Regions from separate parts of the Homo sapiens genome. Here region 2 is linked to region 1. Evidence: chromatin contacts called from ENCODE Hi-C or POLR2A ChIA-PET data. All regions are on one chromosome and are shown on one strand. The core of a region is the stretch at or near the end of the contact, and the rest is flanking DNA. Distances in the headings are between cores, read along the strand shown. Region 1 has its middle 42 kb from the start of LINC02324. Region 2 has its middle 48 kb from the start of MIR4708.

What was found. A loop is a pair of places that touch in the nucleus more often than their neighbours do. ChIA-PET counts read pairs that join two places held with the same protein, here RNA polymerase II (POLR2A). Pooled maps may share reads with other maps.
Region 2: a loop to region 1 is called in a map with no recorded cell type, with 4 times the contacts of the local background. The contact joins two enhancer-like sites. A Hi-C loop is called at or near these places in 3 of 168 maps with a recorded cell type or tissue (CD4-positive, alpha-beta memory T cell, PC-3 and naive thymus-derived CD4-positive, alpha-beta T cell), 7 of 37 single-sample maps with no recorded cell type and 10 of 50 pooled maps. POLR2A ChIA-PET finds 5 or more read pairs at or near these places in 5 of 52 experiments (B cell, CD4-positive, alpha-beta T cell, OCI-LY7 and 2 more).

What each region holds. Positions count from the first base shown.
Region 1 is chr14:65,178,191-65,182,196 of GRCh38, forward strand. No RefSeq gene overlaps it. Among named protein-coding and RNA genes, the nearest start is that of LINC02324, 42 kb to the right of the region's middle. RefSeq lists enhancers at 1,589-1,788, 1,859-1,948. Within about 2 kb of position 1,826, at least 12 of the 41 ENCODE cell types and tissues checked have a DNase peak (open chromatin) inside an H3K27ac peak, as active enhancers do; they include B cell, where a contact is called at or near this core.
Region 2 is chr14:65,285,659-65,289,664 of GRCh38, forward strand. No RefSeq gene overlaps it. Among named protein-coding and RNA genes, the nearest start is that of MIR4708, 48 kb to the right of the region's middle. RefSeq lists an enhancer at 1,736-1,975. Within about 2 kb of position 1,638, at least 6 of the 41 ENCODE cell types and tissues checked have a DNase peak (open chromatin) inside an H3K27ac peak, as active enhancers do; they include B cell, where a contact is called at or near this core.

The DNA of each region.
Region 1 (4,006 bases), core at 576-3,075:
TCAACCTCCTGGGCTCGAGCCATCCTCTGTGTCAGCCTCCCTAGTAGCTGGAACCACAGATGTGTGCCACCATGCCTGGTGAATTTTTCTATTTTTTGTAGAGACAAGGTTTTGCCATGTTGCCCAGGATGGTCTCAAACTCCTGGGCTCGAGTGATCTACCCACCTCTGCCTCCCAAAGTGCTAGGATTACAGGCGTGAGCCACCTCACCTGGTAGCTGTGTCTTTCCCACACTGGCCATTATACCTCCCTACTGTAACCCCATTCATTTATTTTATTTTTAAAACAGTCCACAGAATATCATAATAGTAACATGTGTAAACAATGTAGCTACCCGATAGTAGAAAAAAGGATAAATAATTTATAGTACATCCACTAAAAAAATCACCAACTTGAATCTCTTAAATTTAATGCTACAGAAGGGTATCTATGGGCATTGAGAGATATTCTTCTCAGGGAACCTGCCCCGATAGTCACTTAGGTTCTTTTCTATTTTCCCTAAGCGTCGGCCGGCTTGAGAAATAAAGGGACAGAGTACAAAAGAGAGAAATTTTAAAGCTGGGCATCCGGGGGAGACATCACATGTCGGTAGTTTCCGTGATGCCCCACAAGCCACAAAAACCAGCAAGTTTTTATTAGGGATTTTCAAAAGGAGAGGGAGTGTGCGAATAGGTGTGGGTCACAGACATCAAGTACTTCACAAGGTAATAGAATATCACAAGGCAAATGGAGGCAGGGCAAGATCACAGGACCACAGGACGGGGCAAAATTAAAATTGCTAATGAAGCTTCGGGCACCACTGTCATTGATAACATCTTATCAGGGGACAGGGTTTTGAGAGCAACCGGTCTGACTAAAATTTATTAGGTGGGAATTTCTTCTTCCTAATAAGCCTGGGAGCGCTGTGGGAGACTGGGGTCTATTTCACCCCTACAGCCTTGACCATAGAAGACGGGCACACCTAGGGGGGCTGTCTATAGGCCTATACCCCCAGGTGCGTATTCTCTTTCCCAGGGATGTTCCTTGCTGAGAAAAAGAATTCAGTGATATTTCTCCCATTTGCTTTTGAAAGAAGAGAAATATGGCTCTGTTCCGCCCGGCTCACCAGCGGTCAGAGTTTAAGTTTATCTCTCTTATTCCCTGAACAGTTGCTGTTATCCTGCTCTTTTTTCAAGGTGCCCAGATTTCATATTGTTTAAACACACATGCTCTACAATTTGTGCAGTTAATGCGATTATCACATGGTCCTGAGGCAATATACATCTTCCTCAGCTGACAGGATTCAGAGATTAAAGTAAAGACAGGCATAGGAAATCACAAGGGTATTGATTGGGGAAGTGATAAGTGTCCATGAAATCTTCACAATTTATGTTTAGAGACTGCAGTAAAAACAGGCATAAGAAATTATAAAAGTATTAACTTGGGGAACTAATAAATGTCCATGAAATCTTCACAATCCATGTTCTTCTGCCATGGTGTCAGCCGGTCCCTCTGTTTGGGGTCCCTGACTTCCCACAACATATTTCCAATATATGTCATGGAACAGTGTTATCCCACTTTTAAAAGTCTTATATACAGTATTCGTATATGCCTAGAAGAGGATATGATTTGTAATAAGGTAGAGAAGAATATGGGGACTCTGCATGCTCTTATTTGAGTTTCCTGAAATAAGCATGTCATAACATGCTTTTGTAATATGAAATGGTGAGAAAAGTGCTATTTAGGAGGTAGAAGTAGTGATGGAATGGAGGAAGTCTTCTCCAGGGAAGGGGAATGAGGCTGAAGCGCTGTGACTCAGAGAGAAACACCTGTGGTGTCCGGAGTTCCCCATTTGCTATTTGCCCTCCTGTGCACGGAATCTGTGACAGGCAGCCTGCCAACGACATGACCTCTGTTAATGACAGCTGAAGTCTGGGCTCGTGTAGATTCTTAAGCAGAATAGGAATCAGAGTCAGAACTGTGGTTATTAGATGAGTGGCCTTGTCAGAACTTTATCACCAAGTAGTATTTATTAAGCACTCTCTTGCTTTAATGAGTCAGGAAATAGGGTTCTCGTTCCCTTTATCATTCACAGTTGTGTTTCTCAGCAAGTGCAGGGCTCCCTTCCTAAAATGGCCCAGGACCCTTTCTCCTGAAGCCATATTACTAGGCAGAATGTTCCAGGGATGCAAAGTGTTGAGTCAACTACAGAGTATTAACTGAATGTCTCATTGCTCTCTGGGACTTTTTATTCTGGCTCTCACTTCTTCTCCCTACCTCCTACCAGAAAATACAATAGTCAAATCTGTGTACAGTGAAAATCTGTTGTCCAGTATCTCCTTTTCCCTTCCGTTGGAAACATCACTTTGCTTTCCTTTTGGGGAACCACCTCTCCTCGTTCTGTTCATGTGGTTACAGCTGGAATGAGCTGGAATGATTCATCACCTGGCTCCAGACAGTGGGCATGTGACTCAGGCTTGGCCAACTGGCATATTCCAATCTCCTGGCCTTGGGAGAAAGGGCCACAGACAGGCACATGACCCAAGTCAGGCCATGGAGACTCATTTCTGGGACTCTTGCTGGAGCTGTCGAGAGAATGGTGGACTGTTTCTATCTGGATTGCTAAACTGGTAGTTTGCAAGCCCAGAGCTGCTTGTGGCCATCTTTGCCACTTCATAGGTTAAGCCTGCTTCATAGGTTAAAGTCTGAGCAGGCTTAACCTATGACATGGCAAAGATGGGGGCAGGGAAGCACAAAGAGATGCCTTCTAAGGATTTGGTGTCTTCAGAAGGACACAAAGGAAATACAAAGGAAAGCAGAGCTGAGAGAAAGAGAGAATCAGATTTTTAAATGTCTTTTTTTTTTTTTTGAGCCGGAGTCTCCCTCTGTCGCCCAGGCTGGAGTGCAGTGGTGTGATCTTGGCTCACTGCAAGCTCTGCCTCCTGGGTTCACGCCATTCTCCTGCCTCAGCCTCCCGAGTAGCTGGGACTACAGGCGCGTGCCACCATGCCTGGCTAATTTTATTATTTTTAGTAGAGACGGGGTTTCACCATGTTAGCCAGGATGGTCTCAACCTCCTGACCTCGTGATCCGCCTGCCTCAGCCTCCCAGAGTGCTGGGATTACAGGTGTGAGCCACCGTGCCTGGCCTAAATGTCATCTTTTGAGAACCTGGCTCCAGCCACTCCAGAATTTACTCCTGGATCGTTTAGTTGCATGAGCTAAGAAAATCCATTTTCCCCCCTCTTAAGACAGTTTGAGTTGGATTTCTCTCACAGAAAGGTAGGAGAAGGTGGGACTTGAGTGAAGCCTGTAAGGTTGGGTTTTACTTTTGCTTTATAATGACTTTACAGCTTTTGGAGAAAATTCACCCATAGTCACATTTGAGCCTCACCACAACCTTACAAAGTCAGCAGAGTCTCTATTATCATCTCCATCTTGCAGAAGAGGAAACTGAAGCTCAGAGAAGTTAGATGATGTGTGCAGAGCTGGGGATCAATGGAGCTGGGGCACAAATCCAAGCTCTTTCCACTACACAGAGAAGCTGCTGGAGCTAAATCAGATTTGAGTCAGCACAGAGAAGGCAGAGTGGGATTTTGGGAACATATGCCTCAGTGACAGAGACTATTTCTGCTCTTTTCGCAAGATCACCTAATATAGCGCACTAAATGCACAATAACACAACAATAACTAATATCTACTGTTTGTCTGTGCCCAGCATTGGGTTAAGTAAACACTTTAATGGATTACCCATCTCCTTTCGCTTTTCCCAATATTCATACAAGGAAGGCATTATTATTGTCGCTACCATTTAACGAAGTAAGATGAAATAACTAAAATGCAGAAAAATGAAGCCACTTGCCCTAAGTGACACAATGAGTAAGTGGCTCAGGGGGGATTGGAATCCAGATCTGACCCCAGAGAATTCCCCTCGGCTGTCTTTATCACCAGGCTGTAGCCATGGTAAATGGGATTGTTCTCTTCTTTTTCAGTTTATTGTTAGTGCAGGTCTAACAATAAAATGAATA
Region 2 (4,006 bases), core at 388-2,887, 110 kb after region 1:
TTATGTTTTTTGAAACATGTAGTTGAATATAATTTTTTTTTTTTGAGATGGAGTCTCGCTCTGTCACCCAGGCTGAAGTGCAGTGTGCAATCTCGGCTCACTGCAACCTCCACCTCCTAGGTTCAAGCAATTCTCCTGTCTCAGCCTCCCCAGTAGCTGGGATTACAGGCATGCGCCACCACGCCCGGCTATTTTGTATTTTTAGTGGAGACGCAGTTTCACCATATTGGTCAGGCTGGTCTCGAACTCCTGACCTCAGGTAATCCACCTACCTCGGCCTCCCAAAGTGCTGGGATTACAGGCGTGAGCCAGTGTGCCCGGCCAGTTGAATATAATCTTAACCAATACACACACAATTTTGATAAATGAGTTCTTTGGGGAGAGGACTGGGATTGGACTGTCATAGGTAGGAAATGTTTGCTTTACCTGTATGTTTCAAGTTTGATGTCAGGAATGTAGTCGTGTACTCTTTTGTAATTAAAAATAAATCTGTTTTATAATAAATAAAAGGAAAAAAGAGGGATGGGAACCTGTAGATTCAAGAAGACCTAAGAAATATATCAACTATAATGGATGATTGGATGCAGGAAAAAAACAAAAAGAAATATATCAACCAATTGCAATGTATGAGTCTTATTTGGATCTTGATTTAAACCCCAAATTTTTTAAATGTACAAGATAATCGGGGAAATTTTAATATTAATCAGATATTCTATATTAAGGAATTATTGTTTTTATGAATGCTAACAATATTGTAGTGATGTATTTAGAGTGTTCTTCTCTTTTAGACTCTAAAACATGGTTTTCGACCTTGTCACAATTGTTATTTTGAGCCATGTAGTTCTTTGTCGTGAGGCGCTGGCCTGTGCATTGCAGAATGTTTCGTAGCAGCCCTGTTTCTACCCTGTCTTCCAGTAGCTAGATGCTGGGTGCACACCCCCTCCCCCCAACGTTGTAAAAACAAAAAAAGGTCTCCACATATTGCCAAATGTCCCCTAGGGGGCAAAACTGTCCTGGGCTGAGAATAACAGCTCTAAAATTTAGAGATACTGACTGGACTATGTATGGGCGAAATGATTCGATGACTGGATTTTGCTTCAAAATAATCCAGGTGATGGGGAGGGAGGGCGGTGGGTAAAATGTTCCATGATGGAAAGTTTAACATACATTTAAAATTTTTTAAAGAGTCCATTCGGACTTCTCTTTACATCAATATGGGGAACTTAATATTCTTAAATAGTCTCTCACTATAAGACAGGAATATACTGGATAAAATGCAACAGATGTTCACCTCCTCGGTCCAAGATCTTGTCTCATGTCTTCCACAAGAGCATTAAAATCCAAGGATCTAAGTTCCAAGTATGACTGGGCAAGGCAAGCCCTCCCTCCCAACCCTCCCCGCCAGGCATTCTCGGTGCTGCACCCCGGGCATACTCAGCTAGGAGCTGCTCCTACGTCTTCTTCAGTTGCTTGGTAACCCTAACTCCTGAGATGTCCTCTCAGCTCTGCCCCCTGGGCCTCCTCCTTTCCCAGTCCCCAAGCTTAAGCTAGAGGGGGTGTGCTTGGAGCCAGATTCATTAGGGCCATGCCTTGCCCATCCCTGCGAGGGCCCAGACCATGAGCCTCCTCCTCACTGTTTGCAGCTGCTCTCTACAGAGCACTGAGCAGCCCACGCTTTCACCAGGCTCACACCTGCGCCCGTGTTCTCCACCAGCTGCTTCACTCCAGGCCGTGCTCGGGACAGCCGGGCCTTTCTAGGGCCCACGCGCCCCTGGGCGTCTCCGCTGAGACCGACTTTCACGCCCACCTGGTCTTCCCCAAGACATGGAGCCTTCAAAGGTTTCATCAGAATTCCCTCAGGATGTGGGTTTTGAGTTGTCATCCGAGCCCATCAGGGGCCAGAGTGTAGGTGGGCCCAGGGGCCTCTGAGCTGGAGGCTAATGGGGCTTGAAAGGCCTCTGAGCGGAGCCAGGAACCCGCCCTCTGGGGGCCTGGGAGCCGGGCTGCGCGCTCAGGTCCCAACACGAGGTCTGAGGCGCTCTCTGCTTGCTTCAGGGGCCGCAGAGGGAGGCTGACCATAGCTGCGACACCCCCTCAGTGCTGGACACCGGGCAGGAAGCCTCTCTTGCACCGACTAGACCAGAAGGGCAGACATTTTCCCGACAAGGAAGGGAAGCAAGATTGAGTAAGATAAGCCCGGTTATTTTTATGCAGACATTGTTCCAACCACAACGACTGTTTTCGAAGGTGGGTGGTATTTGTTTGGTGGAAGGATCTTTGAGGTAAGAGGCAGCAGGGTGCTTCAGCACCACCACTTCCTTTACTTTTCTGAGTGTTCCCTTATCAAGCCACCAGTTTGGGTTCTGCTCCATTTTTCTGTCTGGTAAAGAAGTAGAATGAGGTGAAATCTGGCTACCTACTTCCCCTGGGGGGACGGTCATGGCTGCTGGTGAGTTTCAAGTGATTTGAGAACTGTTGGTATACTTAAGTGAGGAGCTCTTTCCCTCCCCTTCATAGAAATGGAATAATGTGCAGGTTCCTAACGGGACTTAGGAGTCGGAGAGCCCTGGGTTCAAATCCCAGAGCCTCCATATTTTGGTTGTGTGAAAAAAAACAGTAGGCAAGGTAGTCAACATGTCTGTGCCTCACCTTCCCCATACATAAAGCCTACTTTTTCATAAGGTTGTTGTGTGGGTATTAAGTCTCAGTAGATGCCTACTTGAAATATTTGGGGGGACAGCTGTGGCCAGGCGCGGTGGCTTATGCCTGTAATCCCAGCACTTTGAGAGGCCGAGGCAGGAGGATCACCTGAGCCCAGGAGTTTGAGACCATCCTGGGCAACATGGTGAAACCCCATCTCTACGAAAAATACAAAAAATTAGCTGGGTGCAGTGATGTTTGCCTGTGGTTCCAGCTACTCTGAAGGCTGAGGAGGGAGGATCACTTGAGCCCAGAAGACAGAGGTTGCCGTGAGCGCCATGACACTCCAGCCTGGGCAACAGAGTCAGACCCCCATCTCAAAAAATAATAATAATAATAATAATGTGGCTGTGCCTATGATCACAGGCGTTATAAACAATAGCTGCAACGTATTGAAAGCCTGCTCTCAGAGATAAAGACTCTTTCCATCCCCAGGCCCTGTTGTCAAGCAACTAAGTAGATTCAGAGAAGGAAGAGAGCTGACTGGCAAAGAGGGAGCAATGGAGAGCCATTTAAGATGTTGGGGCAAGAAAGTCATTTAAATGATCAATTATAGGCACAACGTGACTAATACTATTTGAGGGCGGAGGCCTATTGAGTTCTTAGAGGTGTTTGGGGTTAGGGCTCACCAAAAATGGTGCTCCTAGCCTTTGATTGTGGACACTTGTTTTTGCCTGCCCACCATCCCTCCTCCATCCTGAATATGAAGTGTTCCTTTGGGAACCACCCATCTTCCACTCTCTGTCCATGTAGTTCAAGTGAGGTTGACCTCAGTCCCTGACTCCAGGGGTGGGTGTATGACCCAGGACCGACTAACTGCAGTCATAATAAGTGGTTGAGGAGTAATCCCTTTGTCCAGAGTGAGCCGATGAGAGTCAGCATTAGGACTTCTGCTGAAAGAGGCACCCTTTCTCCACTGGGGTTGCAAAGCTGAGGGGATGTAAGCCATCTTTACCACTGCATGAGTAGAGTCTGCTGGAGAGTAAGGACAACAGAGATAAAAAGCAAATCCAAGAGAAAGATAGATTTCTTGTTGCCCTTGCTGAGCACCTGGAGCTAGCCATTCCTGAAGATGTCAAATATCTATCTATGTGGGCTAACATATATCACCTTCTGAAAGATACTTGAACTGAGTTTCTGTTAGTGGCAACTAAAGGAGTTGTGACTAATTCATCTTTCTATTTATTTTTTATTTTGATGAAAAATTTTCAATTGTTACATTATGGCATAAAAACAGAACTCTGACGTGTTTGACAACATACTTTTGACAGTTTTATCTATTTCTGACAAGGACATGCTGGGAAGT